Regions from separate parts of the Homo sapiens genome. Here region 1 is linked to region 2. The links are chromatin loops, found by intact Hi-C in ENCODE. Cell type or tissue: dorsolateral prefrontal cortex. All regions are shown on one strand. Links, peaks and the distances in the headings refer to the core of each region. The heading gives the core; the rest is flanking DNA. Region 1 overlaps SHB (SH2 domain containing adaptor protein B). Region 2 overlaps SHB (SH2 domain containing adaptor protein B).

Evidence for each region. A loop is a pair of places that touch in the nucleus more often than their neighbours do. Peaks named below come from ENCODE experiments on the same cell type or tissue, not always from the same donor. Only the 100,000 strongest peaks of a DNase experiment are listed, where the experiment ranks them.
Region 1: a loop joins it to region 2, with 5 times the contacts of the local background. A loop is called at or near these places in 26 of 110 quality-filtered maps.

Annotation. Positions count from the first base shown.
Region 1 is chr9:37,996,422-38,004,421 of GRCh38, forward strand. All of the region lies in intron 2 of SHB (SH2 domain containing adaptor protein B), which reads right to left. Among named protein-coding and RNA genes, the nearest start is that of SHB, 69 kb to the right of the region's middle. RefSeq lists enhancers at 1,257-1,758, 6,929-6,998. In dorsolateral prefrontal cortex, for the core only: a CTCF peak has its summit at 3,209; DNase peaks (open chromatin) are centred at 208, 1,387, 1,691 and 3,240; H3K27ac peaks cover 7,287 bases.
Region 2 is chr9:37,906,500-37,918,008 of GRCh38, forward strand. SHB (SH2 domain containing adaptor protein B) reads right to left here. Exons shown (of 6, transcript NM_003028.3): 6 at 9,399-11,509. It also overlaps the pseudogene PAICSP1. Among named protein-coding and RNA genes, the nearest start is that of SLC25A51, 8.1 kb to the left of the region's middle. In dorsolateral prefrontal cortex, for the core only: CTCF peaks have their summits at 7,285 (motif pointing right) and 7,488; DNase peaks (open chromatin) are centred at 7,312 and 10,394; H3K27ac peaks cover 4,457 bases.

The DNA of each region.
Region 1 (8,000 bases), core at 1-8,000, 86 kb after region 2:
ACTCAGGCCTGAGGCCTGTACGTGTGCAGAATTCTGTGATCATGTACATAGGAGCCCAGAGCCTAAATAAAGCAGCAGTTCTTTAAAAAAATTTGGTAATTCAATGAACACTTAGATGAGAGTCTAAAGCCCTTATCTCTATAGTACCAACTGGCTCCTCATCTCCTAATGTTGGACAGACACAGAGTGTCCACTGATGTGCTGGCTCTGGGCCAAGGTTGGAGCCTGCTGGTCCCCACCTCCCCAGCAATGGCCTTTCTTTCAGCTCCTCATTCAACACCCAAAGGCATTCAAGGTTGGGCCTAGATCTCCCCTCCTTCTACTGTAGTCTCTTAATCACCCTGGAGAAGAATTCTGTCCCTTTGGTACCCCAATGTAGCACTAATTATCTGTCTGATTCACATGTCAATTAATCACCCAAGGCCTTAAGACATTGCCAGTGCTGGCTCTAACTGCCCTGTGACTCTCCATATCTACCGGCTTATCCTGGACTAATTTTCTTGCTTGATCCAGGTTTGAGAGCAGAGGCTCTATGTGATCAATCTGTGTGTCTGCCTGGTGTCAGGAGGATTTCAATGAGCTCAATAGTCTGAGTCAGGGAAATGGGAAGCTGACAGGCAGGAGGTGGGTGGGAGCAGGTGAAGGTTCAACAACTCCAGATAGTCCTGTGGGTACAGTCCAAGCCCCTTAGGGGGCTCAGAAAGCCCTTTATGAACTAGTCATCGAACATCTTGGCAGCCACGTCTCCCCTCTGTAAGTTCTTGAAGCTGCAGCCATGCCGGCCACAGGCTGTATCTCCATTTGCAAGCCATCCTTTCCCTCTTCTCTACATGACACCCACCTCTGAGTTAACTTCAGGACCCAACTCAGGTGTCAGCTCAGCACCTACGAAACCACTGGTGGGTCCCCAGAGCCACTAGCTAGTCCTCTCCTCCAGGTCTGAGCTTGGGCTGCTGCCTAGACAGCCCCTTCCCTCCTGGCCTGCTCATCTTTTAAGACTTAGGCCAAGCTCCAATTCCTTGGAAGCCTTTCCTGCCTCCTTTTCCCCTGGAACCTGAGTGATCGAAATACCTCTGTGGAGGTCCCCACAGCGCAAAGTAAAGCCCAAGACATGTCAGACCTGAGTCCACATCCACTGGGGCTTGGATCTCATTTATGTCAATCTCTGGACGCCCAGTGTAGAAGCTGGCACAGGAGGGTACAAAATGACTGCAGAGTGGGCAAAACTCCTAAAGTACTGCTACCCCAAGTTATCTCATCTTTGTGGTTGGCCTTCTGGGCTGTCCAGCTCCACCACCTCAGGACTGGAACCCTGTACCTCTCACATCACAGAGACACGGAGGCCGAGGCACTCTGCTCCATCACCCCAGGGCAGATGGCCAGCTTATCAAACAACAGCTGTCCAGGGCGACAGCAGCTTCTCACTGTGTGACAAGGGCAAGTGGCAGAAAGGACAACAAGGCCCTGGGGGCCTGAGGCCCAGGAGGAGACCCTGCTAAGGGGCAGAGGGCCCTGGGATGGGATGGGGATGAACAAGAGTGATGCTTCTTCCTGGCTTGTGGTACCCACTGTGTCCAACCGAGCAAGCAGAGGCAGTGGCAGGACAGCCCGTGTGACAGGCACTTGCTGCATTCTGCTGTGGTGGAGCTGCTTTCTCTTGTAAAGTGCCGCCGTGCCCAACTGCCTGCTTGTAAAGGGGAGCGCGACGGGGATTTACAGCATTCCTGTTGCTCTGAGCTCTGAGTTACGATTCCAAGGCACCAGTGGCCGGGAGCAGGCAGCTTGGAGGGAGGAGGGAGGAGGGAGGGAAGCACTAGGGCCAGGGCCCCAACACAGTACTGAGCTGGACCGCTATCCTGCTGGCCTGGGCTTCCTGACCACCAAGGACTCCATAAACGGTAAACTTCCCAGAACTGCAGGCGCCCCAGAGACTCACAACCTCCCCCACCACCCTCAGGGCCAGATACATGGTCTCTGCATCGCCTGTTTTCAAATCCAGGAAAGCACATGTTCTGATGGTCTCAAAATCCTATTTTGTTTATTTATTTAAAGACAGGGTCTGGCTCTGTCACCTAGGCTGGAGTGCCGTGGCACGGTCTCAGTTCACTGCAACCTCCACCTCCTGGGCTCAAGCAATCCTCCTGCCTCAGCCTCCCGAATAGCTGAGACTACAGGCACACGCCACCACGCCCAGCTAATTTTTGAATTTTTAGTAGAGACGGGGTTTCACCATGTTGCCTAGGTTAGCCTCAAACTCTTGAGCTCAAGCTATGCACCCTCCTCGGCCTCCCAAAGTGCTAGGATTACAGGTGTGAGCTGCCCTGCCTGTCCTCGAAATCCTATTTTGAATGCTTATTTTTCAGGGACAAACAGGAAATCCAAATGATTAATATGTTTGCAGCCATTAAACTGACTTCAAAGGCAAGGATGAGATGGAAGCAGAGGAAAGGCCCATTTTTCATCCAGTTTCAACCAGCTCTTCCCAAGAGCCAAGCTCTGTGCTAGGCTCTGGGGAACCCACTGTGAGTCACTCAGGCCCTGCCCAGGCTGCTGGAGGAACTCAAGAGCAAGGCAGAACAAGAGGGAGGAAGTCCCTGCGGGATCACAGAGCCCTGGGGAGCCCCTCAGTGAGGAGGACAGTGAGCGTTTACACAGGAAAGCAAGTGGGTGATGGGGTGCTGCTGGACCCTGGGAACCCTATAGGGTGTGGGATTTGAGGAAGGCCTGGAAAGTCTGGGCTCAGATCTGAGGAACCCAGTGGAGATCTCTGAGCAGGAAAGTAACATGATCTAGCCAGGCCTGGGAAACTCATCAGGGGACAGTGAGGAGGGATCTGTGAAAGGCTGAGACTAGCAGGCGAGCTGATCTCACTCTGTTCTCAAACCTCCTAGCTTCTCTCCTCCCTGAGGTCTCTCTCCTGCAAGGGGTGAAGGAAGCCTGCTGCAGACTCGGGGTGACCAGGAGCTCAAATGGCTGCTCCACTTTATTCAGCTGATGCACATGCAAAATGACAGCTGTTTCAAATACACTAAAAAAAATTATTTAAAGGTATATATGCTACAATTAGGCCCAATTCGAAAGTAGGCTTCTGTGGAAAGATATCCCCTAGGGAGGCTAGTGTGACTTGAGCTCACAAACAGGTTTCTGGAGTGCTGAGTGGAAGCTGCAGACACCAAGCGCCGCATACTGAGTGGAGGTCTGACAGAGACTGGGGACAAACAAAGGCAGCCGAGGCAGCAGCCCAACCACCAGCAGCACGTGGGAGGCTTCTGTGTTCTGGGAGATTGTGTCCCTGTGTGCATCCAGCGTGTCTTTGTGTGACTGCCACCACTACCAGGACAGGTTAGCACTAAAGTCACCTTAGGATCTGGCTGAAGCCTTGACTTCAGAGATGGAGAAACTGAGGCATGCCTTGTCCAAGCTCAAACCGGCTGTCGGAGGAGCTGCAATTCACTCCTGCAGCCTCCAGCTCATGACTCTCTCCACTAGTCACCCCATGCCCTCTACCCCCAGCCCTGTTCTATTTGGCCATTCAGAGATTTACAAGATTCCAGTATGAATCACAGCTTTGTGAAGGCTGACAAGAAGAGCCACGAGGCTGGGGCACCACACCTGAGTGGGTGGTTTCCATTCCTTTCCACAGGCCCAGGGCTGGGTCCTCAGGACTTGCACAGGTAGCTTCAAGGAGACAACAGAACGGATGTCCATCCCTCCCACAGGCAGTGGAGAGAGAAAAGAGAGGGAGCGAGAAGTCAGCGAGAATTGCTGCTGCTGGCAGACCAGGCCAGGCCAGACCACAGCTTGAACAACTGAAGGAGACCCCAGGCCTAAGCTCTTTGCTAAAGCAGGGACTCTCTAACCATGGGACCATCTGTCCCAGAGCCATGGAGCCATGTATTACAGTGCAAGTTCTCGGGCTTCAGTGAGGGCCTCTACAGGATGGGGCCTAGGAATCCGCATTTTCACCACTGCCCACGACCTTGCCCTTGTTTCCCCATGTTGACCATGGTACCAACTGACCCTGGAAGGCCCTGCACTCATGGATCTTCAGGGCAGCCTGCCCTTCACCTTGACCCAATGTGGTGAGCAGAGCCAGGGGGCGGGGGCATTCTCCTGAGCCTCCCATCCTCTGCACTGTGTGCTGATTCCCAGGTGGCGCTGTTCCGAGGCCGGGTGGGCTGATTCTGTCTGCAACGCTGGGCTAACCTGTACAGTCCATTGGGAAATGCAGTGTGATTTGGCCTCCAAAGTCTTTGGGGGCTGCTCCTCAATTCAGTCCTATAAAGTGCATGGCATTTGGCCCTCGGAAGCCCCTCAAGGCTGAGAGGCTTTACTTGCCACATAGGAGCCCCAGAGCCAGTTGGGGTTGAGGGATCTCACAAAATGAACCAAAATACTGCCCTGCAGGTGCCAAAGCCTGGCTTTTAGTCAGGGTGCTGGCAGAGTGCTTTAGTCCTGGTTTCCTATGTGACTTCGGGAAAGTCCCTTAGCCTCTCTGAGACCTCATCTCACCATCTATACAATGGAGATAGCACCACGTGTCCTGCCTGTCTCGCCAGGGTGGTGTGAGAATCCAATCAGCAGGGATGTGCTTGGTATGTAAACGCATGGGGCACTGTTACATGGCTTTTTGCTCTTCCTTTTTTCTTTATTTTAAGCATCAGGGAAAAGTTAATTCTTTTTTTCGGTTTCAGAGACCAAGTCAACTCAGAGGTAAATGGACATTCTTTTTCAGCAGCAGGCAAGAAAGCACTTGCATGGCTGATACCTGGCTTGCCCCTTTCTCCTCTGAAAGGCAGGGGTCCTTAGGTAGGCAACTCTGAATGGCTCTTTGGTAATCCTGAAATCTCAAGTGAGCCTGTGTGTTTACATCAGTACTTACAAAGGGAGACGGAACCACCCTTGTCAGGAGAGGAGATAATCGTCAAGCACACCTTCCTGGCAAAGGCACCATCGTGTAATTAAGGACGATAATTACAGCTCCATGGCTAGTGTCAAACCCAGGGCTCTGTCCAGACACAATTATGCCTTTCCTCACCCTGAATGGGAAGACATGCAAGGCTCTTTGTGGGCTGGGGAGAGCCTGGCCAGTTCTGTCCTTCAGACAAGGATGGCTTCTCCAGGCCAAGCCCTTTGGACGCTTTGACCTGGAAGCCATGTCCAGGCGGGTTGGGTTCGATACTCTCCAAGTTAGGTCTTCTGCGGTCCTGCCTCGCTGCATGGTGAGACCAGGTGCCAGGGACACTGAGGCACAAGCAGCCTCTTAGAGTGGGAGGAGACTGGCTGGCCACAGAGGGTTAGGGTTAGTTCCCTTGGAGGCCACATCCTTGCTGGCAGAAAGGTTCTCTCCCAGCGTCTACCATGGAGTTAGAACAATGACTTGAGCGCTTGGCAGTTCACCCACACTTACCCGCTGAGACCTCTGTAGATAACAGCCCAAAGGAGATGAACAGGAGAGAAGAGAAAAGGCCATCTGCATCCTCCCCATGAGCTCCAGAGAGCACGAGTGGTGGTGAGTGACTTTCATCCACCCTGATCCCACCTCACAGGACCTGGCTCTGAGCACAGACTCTTTTTAATGGAAGGGAGGGGAAGGGGACAGGGACTGATGTGATATAGCAAAGAGACCCTAGCTCAAGCCCTGGCACTACAGCTGGCTGACCCTGGGTGGGTCACTTCGATTCTCTGGTTTTCCAGTTTGTCTATCTTAAAAAAAGGATAGCAAGGACTGCCTCCAGGGTTGTTCTGAGGATGAAATGAGATGTGAGTAGTCAGCAAAAGGAGAAATAAATATAAATGGTGATAGCAATAACCCCACACATATAACTGAAGGCCACAGTCTTGGAAGAAATTAGAGAAATGCCAACAATCTGACAATATTAATTAGAAATTTCTACAAAGCCATACGTGTCCTGAAACAAAGAAGTTTTCCTCCTAAATGCTTAAACAGAGAGGTGGAAAAGCCATCACTCCCTGCAGAGGACCTAGAGGACAGGAACCCTGACCGACCTGGACAGGGTTCCTACAGGGGAAGGCAGGGCAGGAGGCCTTGCTTTGAAAGAGCACTACCGAACCACGTGAAACACATAAGAAGGCATCCTAGTGACTGGAAGGGGCCCTGGGCTAGGACTTCAGCTCAGGCCACCATTCAGGGGACAGTTGTGAGAACCCTCCTCCCACACCCTCCTCACCCTAGCCCCACCACCATCTGTCTAGTCCCCCAACCTAGCTTGGCTCTAAAATTCTCTCTCTGTGAAAGAAGATTTCCAGAGAGGGGAAAGGTTCTAATGCCCAAGTTCAAGCTTTTCCAACAGCATCACATACAGTTCAGTTAAAAAGTGAGCTAAAACCAGACTGTGAATTTTAACTGCAGTACTAGATCCTGCAGACTCCAGGACCCTGCATCAAGTTCCCTGGGGTGGAGACCGTGAGTTTTAAGATCCACCCTGTCTCACCCCAAGAAATCACACATTTCTGCAAATTTGGGAGCCAGACCCAGGGCATAGGGCTGGGGCCCAAAAGGCAGCCAGAAACTTTTTATTAGTACGGAGCCTTGGGAATTTACAACAAATCTTGGTCCAGATGAAAATTAGTTTCAAGTCTAGGGGTAAACAGGCTGGGCTATTAATAAGGACCAAGCCCTTCCTCCTAATTTCTGGGTGTAAATTAGACAATAATTAAAAATATTGTCTAGTTTCCTCTGAGGATCAGCTGGAGGACAGCTCACTTTGCATGGCAGCCTGGGCTGTGCTGGGGATGAGAGTGAGAAGGGGGCAGGGATGGGCGAGCCAAAGGCATAGGGACCTGCCCCAGGTGGGTGCTTTTCACAATTCTGAGTCCCCTTCAGCTAAACACAGGACCTCCTTGGGTTCTGTCCTAGGCTGAGGCCTCTACTTCCTTCCAACTCCACCCTTGAACCCTGGGGCTAGGCCATGCCCCTCGCTGCAACCGCTTCCACCACCCTTCCCACCCAGTCCTAACCAACATCCACCCCTAACCAAGCAGAATGGGCCACATCCTCCCCGCGGCTCCCCGTCCCACGAGGGCAGGGTTCTACACCCACACATGACAGCAGTCATAAGCCACATCCCAGTGGACAGCCCTCCTGAGGGGAGGGCCAAGGTGGGCTCCACCTCCCAGCCCCTGTGCTCGTTGCAGTGCCCAGAACAGCAGGGCTTCCATGGATTCTCCACGAAGACCCTCCAGAGCTTCACCCTGAAGGGGAGGACAGGAGCATGGGGCCGGGCTGCCCCTCCTCTATCTTACATAGCTCTGACACTGTCCCAACTGTACTATGTCCCTCAGTGCCCACTGGAGCAGGCCACTCAGTGGCTCAGCACTAACCCTTCCCCCAGTAAAGACTCACTCAGCAGAAACAGTTCTCCGTAAGGTAAAGGACACAGCACAGAAATGGAAGCAAATCCTAGAAGAGGTCAAGGAAGGGAGGATGCTGTCGCCCACCGGCTGGTTCCCAATTGTGTGGGGTGGTGAGGCTGTTGCTGGGGGCCTCCTGGCTCCAGGCCTCTGCTTCTGTTACTGGGGAGGGCAGGAGCTGGCCCGGGGGATCTATCTCAGGCCCATGTGCTTCCCTCAGCCCAGGGTCCATCCGGCCCATTGACTGCCTGCCCTGCTCCTGCCTGGGCTTTGGAACACAACTCCCAGGTTCCTGGAGGTGCTCCCAGGCCCCCAGCTGTTGCGGAAGCCTCTGCTCCAGGTTTCTTACTGGAAAATGGAAACAACCCAGGCGCTCCCTCCCTGGGCCTTAGGGAGGCTTAGGAGAGATGCTGTGAAGGGCATGAGAGCACAGGGCTTCAGTAAACACCACCTGAGCAGAAAACTGAATGCCAGCTGGCCTGGTTCTGCCTTGAGCCACAGGCACCTGGGGAAAGCAGCAGATCGGGAGCCTGAAGCATGCAGAGGCTTCTGGGGAAGGTGAACCTGAGCTGCTGGGGGCTGCGTGGGACTCGGAAGGGAAGGGCCGCGGTGGAGCTGAGTGAATA
Region 2 (11,509 bases), core at 3,510-11,509:
CAGAGCTGTCTGGCTTTTTCCTGGCTCTCCAACTCAGTGCTTGGCAAAAAGGGCGCCTAGGAGATGTTTGCCGAAATGAAATGCGGGTGGAGAGCAGAGCTGTTGGAAGGCAGGGCCTGGGTTCCTGGGGGAAAGGGCCATAAGAAGGTTGCTGGTGGATCTTTGCTTAATCACCCTCCACTCCTCCCCTCAAAAAATGCTTTCTAGAAGGTTGTCTGGTGCCCTCAGACTTCATTGGCTCTTAGGTGCACGAAAACAGCCTTACGCAAGCTGTCAGTGGAGTATCAGCTACTGTGAGTGACTATCTCTGCCACTCCCCTTCACACCCCCAGTACCAAATGGCCAAGGGCCAGCCAGCCCCTTGGTGTTCCCTTCCCTGAACTTGCTGCATTCTTTTCACGTCCCCCAACGCTTGGGTATTTTTTGTCCTCTGTGCCTAAAAGGTCTTGCTTGCTTCATAACAATGTCCTGTTCCTCCTGCATGGCTCAGTTCAGAGGCTTCTGGTCACTGCTGCCCCATCTGAACTCACTACGTCCTGCTGCAGAGCCCCTCAGTGCTGTCAGCCCCACCCTCCCTTGCCCCCACCTCAGGTCCTTGCAGTCTGTCCCCATGGCTGGTCTGTGAACTCCAGGACCTTCTCCCTTTCTGCTTCATTCATGTCCAAACCTGCTCTGATCCAGCAACTCACGTGCATCTGTATTAATAACATATAACAGAGACCCAGGGTTTACCCTGCCAGCCTGGGAGATTGTTTGTTCTCTTCAGTTTATTCATTCATTCATTTTAATGGTGGTGGGGCCCCACTGAATCAGTGATTCTTAGCCCTGTTTCACATTAGAATCATCTGGGAAGCTTTGAAAACAAAACAACAGCCACCCCCCGCCCCACTCCCCGGCCCCATTCCCCTGCCCCAGAGGTTCTGATTTAATTGGTTTGCAGTGGGACCTGAACCTTAGTATAGTCTAAAAGCTTCCCAGGTGTGCTGAGGTTGAGAACAACAGTGCTCAATTCTTGCTTCCCCAATGTGCCTGAAGACAAGAATCTCTTGAATTTGGGCAAACTACCTATGGGCCATACACTTAGGGACAGCACCAGCACTGAGTCACCCAGAAATGTGTTAGAAATGCAGAATTCTGGCCCCAGTAAACCAGGATTGGTATTTAACAAGTTCACCAGGTGTGCTGTGTGCACATTACAGATTGAAAAGCATTGACCTAGATTCTAGGTCCTAGAGGTCTGGTTAAAAAATAGATCTGTCTCATGTCTGTAATCCCAGAACTTTGGGAGGCTGAGGCAGGAGGATCACTTGAGTTTGAGACCAGCCTGGGCAACACAGTGAGACCCTGTCTATAAACAATAAAATAATTAGCCAGGCGTGGTGGCACACATCTGTAGTCCCAGCTACCTGGGAGGCTGAGGCAGGAGGATTGCTTAAGTCTGGGAGGTTGAGGCTGCAGTGAGCTGTGATCATACCACTGCACTCCAGCCTGGGAGACAGAGTTAGACCCTAACTCAAAAAAACCCAACATATATATATATATATATGATATATATACACACACACACACATATGATATATACACACACATATATGATAGATATATACACACATGATATATACACACATATGATATATATACACACATGATGTATACACACATACGATATATACACAAATATGATATATATGATATATATATATAATCAGTTCCAAGACAGACTAAATTAGAATCCCCAGGAGAGAGGCCAGTTGGCCTGTGTATATTTAACGCTAGCCCTGGCTGATTCTTCTCAGGCAATTTTGGGAAATTATAGCTTTAAATTGACATCCTGACCCATTATAGTGACCTGTGGTTTGAAACACAGGGTCCTACAGGGCTCAGGAATGTGTAAGTGAATGAGCCTGTAGCTCAGAGGGGAAACAGTCCTAAGGAAAATTATCAGCATTGCTTGAGAGCCGCACATACCAAGTGCTCTGAGTGTTGATAGGAGAGGGAAGTTGTACCAGCTGCAATCAGGGAAGGCTACTTGGGAAAGGTGATCTGTAAAGGAAAGCTAGGATTCAAATAAGGTGGGTTCCAGAAAAAACATGGGATGAGAAAAAGCGTATAAGAAGGAAGACACCAGGTGGCTTTTTCCCTATCATCATTTCGGTACCCCGGCTTTTTCTCCCAGCACACCAGCAGGCAAAGTTTATGCCCCCTGATAAGTCCCAGAGCTCAGAAAGATTGGTGACCTCTGGGTAAGGTCAGGGACACCTTACTTGTTGTCTGAGTGACACATACTTGTGAAATACAAATACATTTTTACCTACCAAGGGCCAAGTCAATGAAACAAGAAGCAGTTGCACAATACTGTGTGGGTTTCCCAAGCAGCCACACGATATGTCATTTCCTCAGATTTTCACATACTTTGTGTCCTCAAAGAAGTCCCATGACCTATCTGAGCTATGTACCCAGTAAGAGGTGAGGCTGGGACTCTGCCACTCCTATTGTTTTGGGGGATGGAGCTAGCCACAAATGCGCAGTGTGATAGTTGATGCTTTCCTTTTTCCTGGCACTTGTTCAAAGGCCCAGATGGATGGTGAGCTGCAGGGCGGTGGGCAGCCTGGCCTTGACCCCAGGGGAGTATCTCCTGAGCTCCCTCATCATAAGACACCCATGGGGAACTTGTGAAAAATATCGGCTTCCAGGGCTGACCCAAGACCTCCTGAATAAAAATCTCCAAGCAGAGGTCCTAGGAATTTGTATTTTTATAAGAACCATGTGTAAACCTTAGGTGAGGCTAGTTGGGAAACACTGAACTCAATGTAGCATGCTGCAAGGTCAGAATACTTGGGTTTGCATCCTTGATCCACCACTTCCTAGTGATGTCACTGGATAGCCCCACACCAGCCTCAATATCTCCATCTACAGGATGAGGGTCCTTCCTGGTGACCATGTTCCAAGACCCTGAGGGAGGTTCCCCATGATGGCAGATCCAGTGCGATGGAAGCTCATCCTCCTTCCGGTATAGAGGGGGCAGTGGTGCTCAGGGACACAAAATGCCACCCTTCTCTCTTGTCCTTGGGGCAGAAGGGACCATGCAATTTCTCTCTAGATCCCATTCACCTCTGGGCTATGACCTCCCCCTGGGCCTCCACCACTGAATCCAACTTCTGCTTTTCCTAGCATCGCTTCACCTTTCTGAACCTCAGTTTTTCTTTTCTGATATATTTTGTTTACTTCTTTTGTTTATTTTTTATTTTTATTTTATTTTTTGAGACGGAGTCTCGCTCTGTTGCCCAGGCTGGAGTACAGTGGCGAAATCCCTGCCCACTGCAACCTCCACCTCCTGGGTTCAAGCACTTCTCCTGCCTCAGTCTCCCAAGTAACTGGGACTATAGGCACCTGCCACCATGCCTGGCTAATTTTTGTATTTTTAGTAGAGAGGGGGGTTTCACCACGTTGGCCAGGCTGGTCTTGAACTCCTGACCTCAAGTGATCCGCCCGCCTTGGCCTCCCAAAATACTGGGATTACAGACGTGAGCCACCATGCCCGGCCTGTTTATTTTGAGACAGGGCCTCCCTGTGTTGCCCAAGCTGAAGTGCAGTGGCAAGATCTCAGTTCACTGCAGTCTCCACTTCCTGGGCTCAAGTGATCTTCCCACTTCAGCCTCCCAAGTAGCTGGGACTACAGGTGTGCAGTACCACACCTGGCTAATTTTTGTATTTTTTTTTTTTTTTTGTAGAGATGGGTTTTTCTCCATGTTGCCCAGGCTGGTCTTGAACTCCTGAACTCAAATGCTCCTCCCTCCTCGGCCTCCCAAAGTACTTGGATTACAGACATGAGCCACCACACCAGGCCTGAACTTCAGTTTCTCATCTGCACAGCAGGACTCCCATTGTGGGAGACCAATGCATGTACAATGTGAGGCGCACATAGAGTAAACCCGCCACAGATAGGATCTTTTATCATTGTTACTTCAGCTAACAAATACTTATTGAGCACCTACTGTATGCCAGCAGCTGTCCTAGATCCCTGCTTGTGTGGAGTCTGCATTCTGGTTCCGTTCTAGGGGTTGGAGACAGACAATAGATAATGAACACAATACATGTTTAATATTTAAAGAATAAAGCTGCTGCACAGATTTAACATTTAAACAATAAGACAATAAATAGGTTCAACATTGACATAAATAAATGTAATTATTTAAATAGTAAACAAAACAGATGCTTTTTTTTTTTTCTGTTGCCGAAGCTGGAGTGCAGTGGTGCCATGCTGGCTCACTGCAACCTCCGCCTCCCAGGTTTAAGCGATTCTCCTGCCTCAGCCTCCCAAGTAGCTGGGATTACAGGCATCTGCCACCACACCTGGCTAATTTTTCTATTTTTAGTAGAGACAGGGTTTCGCCATGTTGGCCAGGCTGGTCTCAAACTCCTGACCTCATGTGATCCACCTGCCTCGGCCTCCCAAAGTGTTGGGATTACAGGCATGAGCCACCGCTCCTGGCCAACAGATGCTTATTATTTAGATAATAACTATAGTGTGTTAGAATTAATTTAAATAACAGAGAAAGATGGGATGTTAGAGGATGCTGAGAAAGGGGATGGAGAGAACTCTGTGAGCACTGCTCTGGGACGTCCAGCTGGAGAGGAAGAAGATCTTAAGAGCTGTGGTCTCAACTTCAGGAGATGTCCAGTGAGGCTGGAGCATTTTTTATTTATAAAATAGACTCCACTTCTTGCCTCCCACAGGAAGCCTTTCTGGCACCCTAGACCCTCTTTGCTTTGAAATCCTGTGGCTACACTGGCCTCTGCCATCACACTTTGTTCTCATCCTAGCTGACCTCTGAAGGTTGATGACGCTAAGCCTTGCTAAGGGCAGTCATTCAACACCGCGTGTAATCTTTGCAGCAACCCTGTGAGGCTGCTGGTTTTGTGTTACTTTGCAGCAGAGGAAGCGGAAGCTTTTGCAGTTTGCCCAGGTCACACAGCTGGAAAGGGACGGAATTAGACTAAGTTCCCCCTGGGTGATGGCTGTTTCTCTGCTCACCTGCGTCCTGGACCTGAGGAGGGCAGGGCTCCTTCTGAGCTTCTCTGGGTTTCCCCAGCCCCAGCTCCAGCCCCTGACCCTGGCTCTCTCACAGGGGCAGAGGGAGGGTCTACTGAATGGGAGGTAAGGGGCTTGCCCTTGGGGTAAAAGGACAACTGTTCCGGCTTGCTGGGACCATCCTGGTGTTAGCCCTCAGAGTCCTGCACCCTGAAAAGCTTCTCTTATAGGGACAACTACTCACCCTACATGCAGAGCCCAGTCTCCTGTCCAACCCCATGGGTAGCCTGAATTCATGCTGTCCCTGAAGAGAAAAGCTACTTACAGTGTGCCTCATGTTTTAGGCAAGGTCCAAGTTGCTAAAAGTCTTTAAAGGTAACAGGACAGCTTTTCTGTGGGGGCACTCCCGGACACAGCAGTGGAAGAGGAACTGACGCATCTCTGGAGGACAGGAAGTCTTGAAGATGTACCTAACCTTTGACCTCATAATGCCCCGTCTATTAATTTCTCCTTACAAAAAAACCAGAAATATGGATAAAGATTTCTGAACAATTCCCTGCAGAGCTGGTTATACAAAAATTTGAATAAGTTAAATTAAGGTAGAGGCCAGGTGCAGTGGCTCACGCCTGTAATCCCAGCACTTTGGGAGGCCAAGGCAGGCGGATCATTTGAGGTCAGGAGTTCCAGACCAGCCTGGCCAACATGGTGAAACCCCATGTCTACTAAAAATACAAAAAGTAGCTGGGCATGGTGGTAGGCGCCTGTAATCCCAGCTACTTGGGAGGCTGCGGCAGGAGAATCGCTTGAACCTAGGAGGCAGAGGTTGCAGTGAGCTGAGATCATGCCACTGCACTCCAGCCTGGGCGACAAGAGTGAAACTCTGTTTTTTAAAAAAAAAAAAATTTAGGTAGAAAATACGATACAGCTATTTAAAAAAAGATCATATTGTAGGAGATTTAATAACAGAGGAAAAGGGACACGACACTGTGTTAAGCAGAAGATGGAGGCTATAGAACTATGTAAACATGGCTTGAGCCCAATTTTAATTTAAAATAATTATATATGTGCATAGAGAAAAAGACTGAGGTGATACTTCAGAACGTGAATGTACTGTTCTTTGAGTTTAGGGTAATTTTTATTTTCTTCTTTATGTTTTCCTGAAATACAAATTTCCATTACTAATACAAGTAAAAAAAAATTTTTTTTTTTGAGACAGAGTCTTGCTCTGTCACCCAGGCTGGAGTGCAGTGGCCCGATCTTGGCTCCTCCGCCTCCTGGGTTCAAGCGATTCTCCTGCCTCAGCCTCCCAAGTAACTGGGACTACAGGTGCCCATTACCACACCCGGCTAATTTTTGTACTTTTAGTAGAGATGGGGTTTCACCATTTTGGCCAGGCTGGTCTTGAATTCCTGGCCTCAAGTGATCTGCCTGCCTTAGCCTCCCAAAGAGTTGGGATTACAGGTGTGAGCCACCGTGCCCAGCCACAAGCACAAACTTTGTGTGGTTTTTTTTTTTTTTTTTTTGAGATGGAGTCTTGCTCTGTTGCCCAGGCTGGAGTGCAGTGGCAGGATCTCGGCTCACTGCAACTTTGCTTCCTGGGGTCAAGTGATTCTCCTGCCTCAGCCTCCTGAGTAGCTGGGATTATAGGCGCCAGCCACCATGGCTGGCTAATTTTTGTATTTTTAGTAGAGACGGGGTTTCGCCATGTTGGCCAGGCTGGTCTTGAACTCCTGACCTCAAGTGATCCGCCTGCCTTGGCCTCCCAAAGTGCTGGGATTACATGTGTGAACCACTGCGCCAGGCCACAAAGTACACATTAATTTTATAATTGGAAGTCAGTAACTTTGAAATAATATTGCATAAAATTGTTCCGTACTGAGCCCTTCTGATTCGGCCTGACCTCCCTTCCCAGTGGGCATGAATGGGCTTGACTTTAGAGTACACTGCAGTGGGAAAAGCTTGGATCGGGAGTCAGAGGGAGCCTCCCAGCTCTTGCTGAAGTTGTTTCCTTTGCCTAGGATGCCCGTACTCCCTGCGTGTTGAGGCCTGGCTCAGATGCCACTTCTACTGTCTCTTCTGCTGGAGCACCCATCATTCATCACTCCGCACTGCCTGCCGTTTATCTGTTTACATGCCTTCCTCTTCCTTCTCTGGGCCTGCAGAAGTTCTCCTTCTGTAACTGACAGGGTGACTTGGAGGTGGCATTTCTGCTCCCTGGGACTGGCTGCAATACTAAAGAAAACCACACGAGGGCACTAGAGCCACACTGGTGGCTTCCTGCCATCCTGGTCAGATCACAGCTTAGGAAACTGTCCCCCAAGCCAGAGATGACACCAGTCACTACAGGCCTGGGATGCTCCCACTTGGGGGAGCCAATGAGGAAAGAAATGGCTCATCAACTCTGAGAAGAATCCCCCAGCCCTACCCTAGTCTTCCCAGAGCTGCACTGGCCAAGGCGACCCTTGGAGCTGGTCGCCCTCAAGCACCCCAAGGCATGTGGAGAGGGACTTGCTGTGTGGCCTTGAGCATGCCTCTGTCCCTGTCTGGGCCTCCATTTCTGGCCCGCCTTGCTGGCTCTCTGTGCAGGGATGAAGGCATCTGGCGACCCACCGCTTCCTGTGGACTCTGATGAGGAAGGGGTTTCTTGTGCTCAGTCTCCTGCTCCTGGTCACCAGCTTGCCCTGTCTGTTTCATGCTCAATGTGTGTTAAATTGAACTGAAAGAGAAATACCCGCCACCACCGCCACCCACCACCACGCAGAACACATTCTAGAGGTGACCTTTCCTCCCTCCCTTCAGGAAATTCCCGGTGGCAGAGCACTGGCATTGCCTGTGGCCCCTTGGTCCTGACCAAGCTCAGGAATGTTTTCTGTCACCAGGACCCTGTGCCAGGGCTTTGCCCTCCCCGAGCACAGGCGTTCCCCGGGTGTGTGTGTGTGCACGTGCATGTGTATGCTGGGGCATGGGGGTGTTGGTGTCAATGCTCTGAGGGAGCCTGACAGTTGGAGGTGTGGATTCTGGGACACTGGGATGTATCGGGGAGGTGGGGGAGAGGGGAAGAGGTGAACCAAAGCCCTGGAGTCCTGGAGAGTCGGGGAGGAAGGGGGCCAGCTGGGGAGACAGACAGCCACATTCTTGAAAAGGAGAAGGGAGGGAGGAGTGGCAACTAAGTTCCTGCGGAGGCGGGGGCGGGGGTTGGGGGGGTCGAGGAATCACTCCAGAGCAGGCCCCCAACATGCTGGGGAATGCTGTGCCCCTTCAGGTGTAGGTGAGGAGGGGCTTGGGCGCAGACCTTCCAGGTGGACCTGGGCTGCCTAATGCTGTCATCATGGCGATGGTGGCAGGCAAACAATGGCAGATTTTGTGCCAAGACTCGTGTCCTGCCCTTCTCTCCTTAAGAATTCAGCTCCTCTAGGAAACAGGTGGCCAGCATCTCCCCATCTTTGGGGAGACCCTCCCTGCCCTGCCCTGTTCATTTGCCTCTGCGGAATGAGGCCTCTGGAGTCCCAGGAGTCTGGCCACCTCCCACCAGGGCAGGCTGCACCACATTAGGCTCTGATGGACTCACCCTGATGATTCTACCACCTGTTATCTCTGCATAGACCATCCAGCCCGCCAGGATCTCTGCTGAACTCCTACCATCCCCCAAGGCCCAACTTTCCCTGACCGCTGCAAGCAGATTCAATTCCCTCTCATCTGGGATCCCACAGCTCCTTGGGTTGTTTTTACACACTGGAAACTTCTTGAGGGCAGGGGCTGAGTCCCATTCACCACTGTATCCACCAGACCTGAGGACCAGTAGGTACTCACTGAATGTCTGCTGAACGAATTCATTTATTTCCATTGAGCTCATTAGGCCTCTCTCTTCCTCATAATTAGGAAGCAGAAAGGTTGCTTTTTCCTTTAACAATCCACCTTTGGAAGCTGATGGCAAGAGCTCAGCTTTTGCAAGCAGAAGGCAGTCCAGCTAGATTCCTGGGGCACATGACTGCATTAAAAAACAAACAAACAAAAATCATGCATGCTCAAGGAGGTGCATTTAAAGGAGACACTGTGTGGCCAGGCACCCGCCAGTAATCCCAGGACTTTGGGAGGCCAAGGTGGGAGGATCCCTTAAGCCCAGGAGTGAGACCAGTAGCCTGGCCAACATGGCAAAACCCCATCTCTACTAAAAATGGAAAAATTAGCTGGGCATGGTGGTGCATGTCTGTAGTCTCCGCTATGTGGGAGGCTCAGGTAGGAGGATCACCAGAGCCTGGGAGGCAAAGGCTGCAGTGAGTGGAGACTGTGCCACTGCACCCCAGGCTGGGTAACAGAGAAAGACCCTGTCTCAAAAAAAAAAGAAAGAAAAAAAAAAGACAAATGGTAAACAAGACACTTGTAGTATATTAAGAGCTTCACATTAAATATTCATCATTATACAGTGTGTCACATAGATTTGGAATGTTACAAGAGACTTCAGCAGTAGGTGGCTGGTTTAAGGCTCCTGGCAGGGATGCAAACAGCCCCAAGGAGGGAGGTGGAAAGGCCAAGGGGCACCTGTGTTCCAGGACCAAGGGGCTTGCCCTCCTGCAAGCGCGCCTGTGAACAAGTCCCCGTGGGGTTCTGGGAGGTGCGCCCACATCTAAGACTGTGCGCCCTGCACTCCCTCTGGATGGCTTGCCGAATTTGGTCTTCGCTGATCACCAATTCTGGAAGGGTGGAGAGACAGTTGGCTGGACAGCTGCCTGATTCGGCCATGACCCTTCACGGGTGTCTGTGGGCCAACACCAAACGCCAGCCTGCTCTGCTGGCAGGGCTTCTACCTGCACAGTCCCTAGGGCTGCAAGAGCAAATGGGGACCCTGGCTGCCGGTCCTTGCCAGGCCCTTGGTCAATGATATCACCACTTCTGAGACAGCGTCTGGGGAGCTACCGGAACTTCGTGTTCAGCATCTTACAAAGGGGGCCGCTGGTTCTGGGAATGGGCAGAGGGAGCCTGCAGCTCCACCCTGTTGACCGGACGCCTTGCGGGTAGCTGCTTCAGGTTTCCCTCCTGCTCACTCTCAGGCCACAGAGGGGCCCCGGCCCACAGCCGCCCTGTGAGGACAGGGCCTGCCTCCTGAAGCCTCGGAGTCTTTGCACCCCTTTCCTGGGAACAGCTACGCTGTGAGCCTCTCTCCAGGAGAGGGTGTCAGCCTGGGCCATTCTTCTGACTTCAGGACGGGACTGGCAGGCGGTGGGGCCCTCTTCCCCTACAAAGCCTCCTTTCTTTCTGTGGGCGCCATCCTGTTTGGGGGGCTGCCAGAAGGGCCCTTGACTCCTCAGCGCTCAAGGACAGAGTTGCTCAAGTGGGCAGGCATTATGGTCAATAATAAAGCCAGCAAAGAAGGGAGACACAGAAACAGCCGCTAGTGCTGGAGGTTCTCAGACAAAATGCCGAGGGCGCGACGTTGTGTGGCAGGAGCTTTTCTTTTCTCTCAAAGAAATCCAGCTCAATTTTTTCCCCAATTAATTGGCAGCAGATGAAAAAAAAAAAAAACAAACCCAAAACAAAAACCAAACCAAAGCCAGTAACCTGAATGTGAGTGTTTCTGAAAGGGAAAAGCTGTTTCAATTGTTAGATGTCCAAGAAAACATGAATACAGGCTGACACAGGAAACGGTCACAATTAGAGGAAGAAGAGGGAGAGGTTCATAAAATTAAGGGAAAAAAATTCTTTTCAGCAGCTCCCATCCTGTAAGCTGGCTCCTCTGCTGGCCTCTGTCCCTGAGAGGGGCAGGAGGTTGGGCCTCCCAGGGAAACTTCAGGAAGACGAAGGCCAGGGACAGAGGGAGGGTCCCAGGAATACCCTAAGAGGCCAAGTCAGGGCCAGAGGGCACAGCTGCCAGCTTCCACTGAGACCCTCCCAGAGCCTTTTCTGAGGAGCAATGTGCCCGGGAAGATGGTCTACAGGGAAGGACCGTGAGGTGCGGCCCCACCCAGCAGCCTCAGGAAGTGGCTGGACCTGAACTTGCCAGTGTGAGGTCTCACCCTCCTCCCCCGCCGGAGGGTTGTTCCCCCTCTTCCTCAGCCTCTCTTGGGCCTCCTCTGAGAATAAGCCTTGGGGTCCAGGCTCCTCTGTTTGGCCAAGTGCCAACTCCTCACTCATCTTGTCATTTCCCACCTACCTTCCCACTCCCCCAAAGGAAAGCACGAATCGTTCCAGGGTGTCCCTGCCTTCCTCCCTCATTGAGGGATGTTTTAGGAAATGCCAAACAGGCAAGGAAAGGATTGGCTTCTTTAAGAGATTAAACCCAGGCCACAGCCAGCGTGGTCTCTATGAGGGCTGGGCCACGTGGACGTGCCAGACAAGGCCTGGGAGGAAGACCCAAGAGGCAGACTGGTCACTAAAGGCGGGTCACCAAGGGCAGGGCTTTGCACAAACCGCTGAAGTCCACGCAGCTACCTAAAGGGGCAGGGCTCAGTCCCAGCTCGACACGTGGCCTTGGCGAGTCCT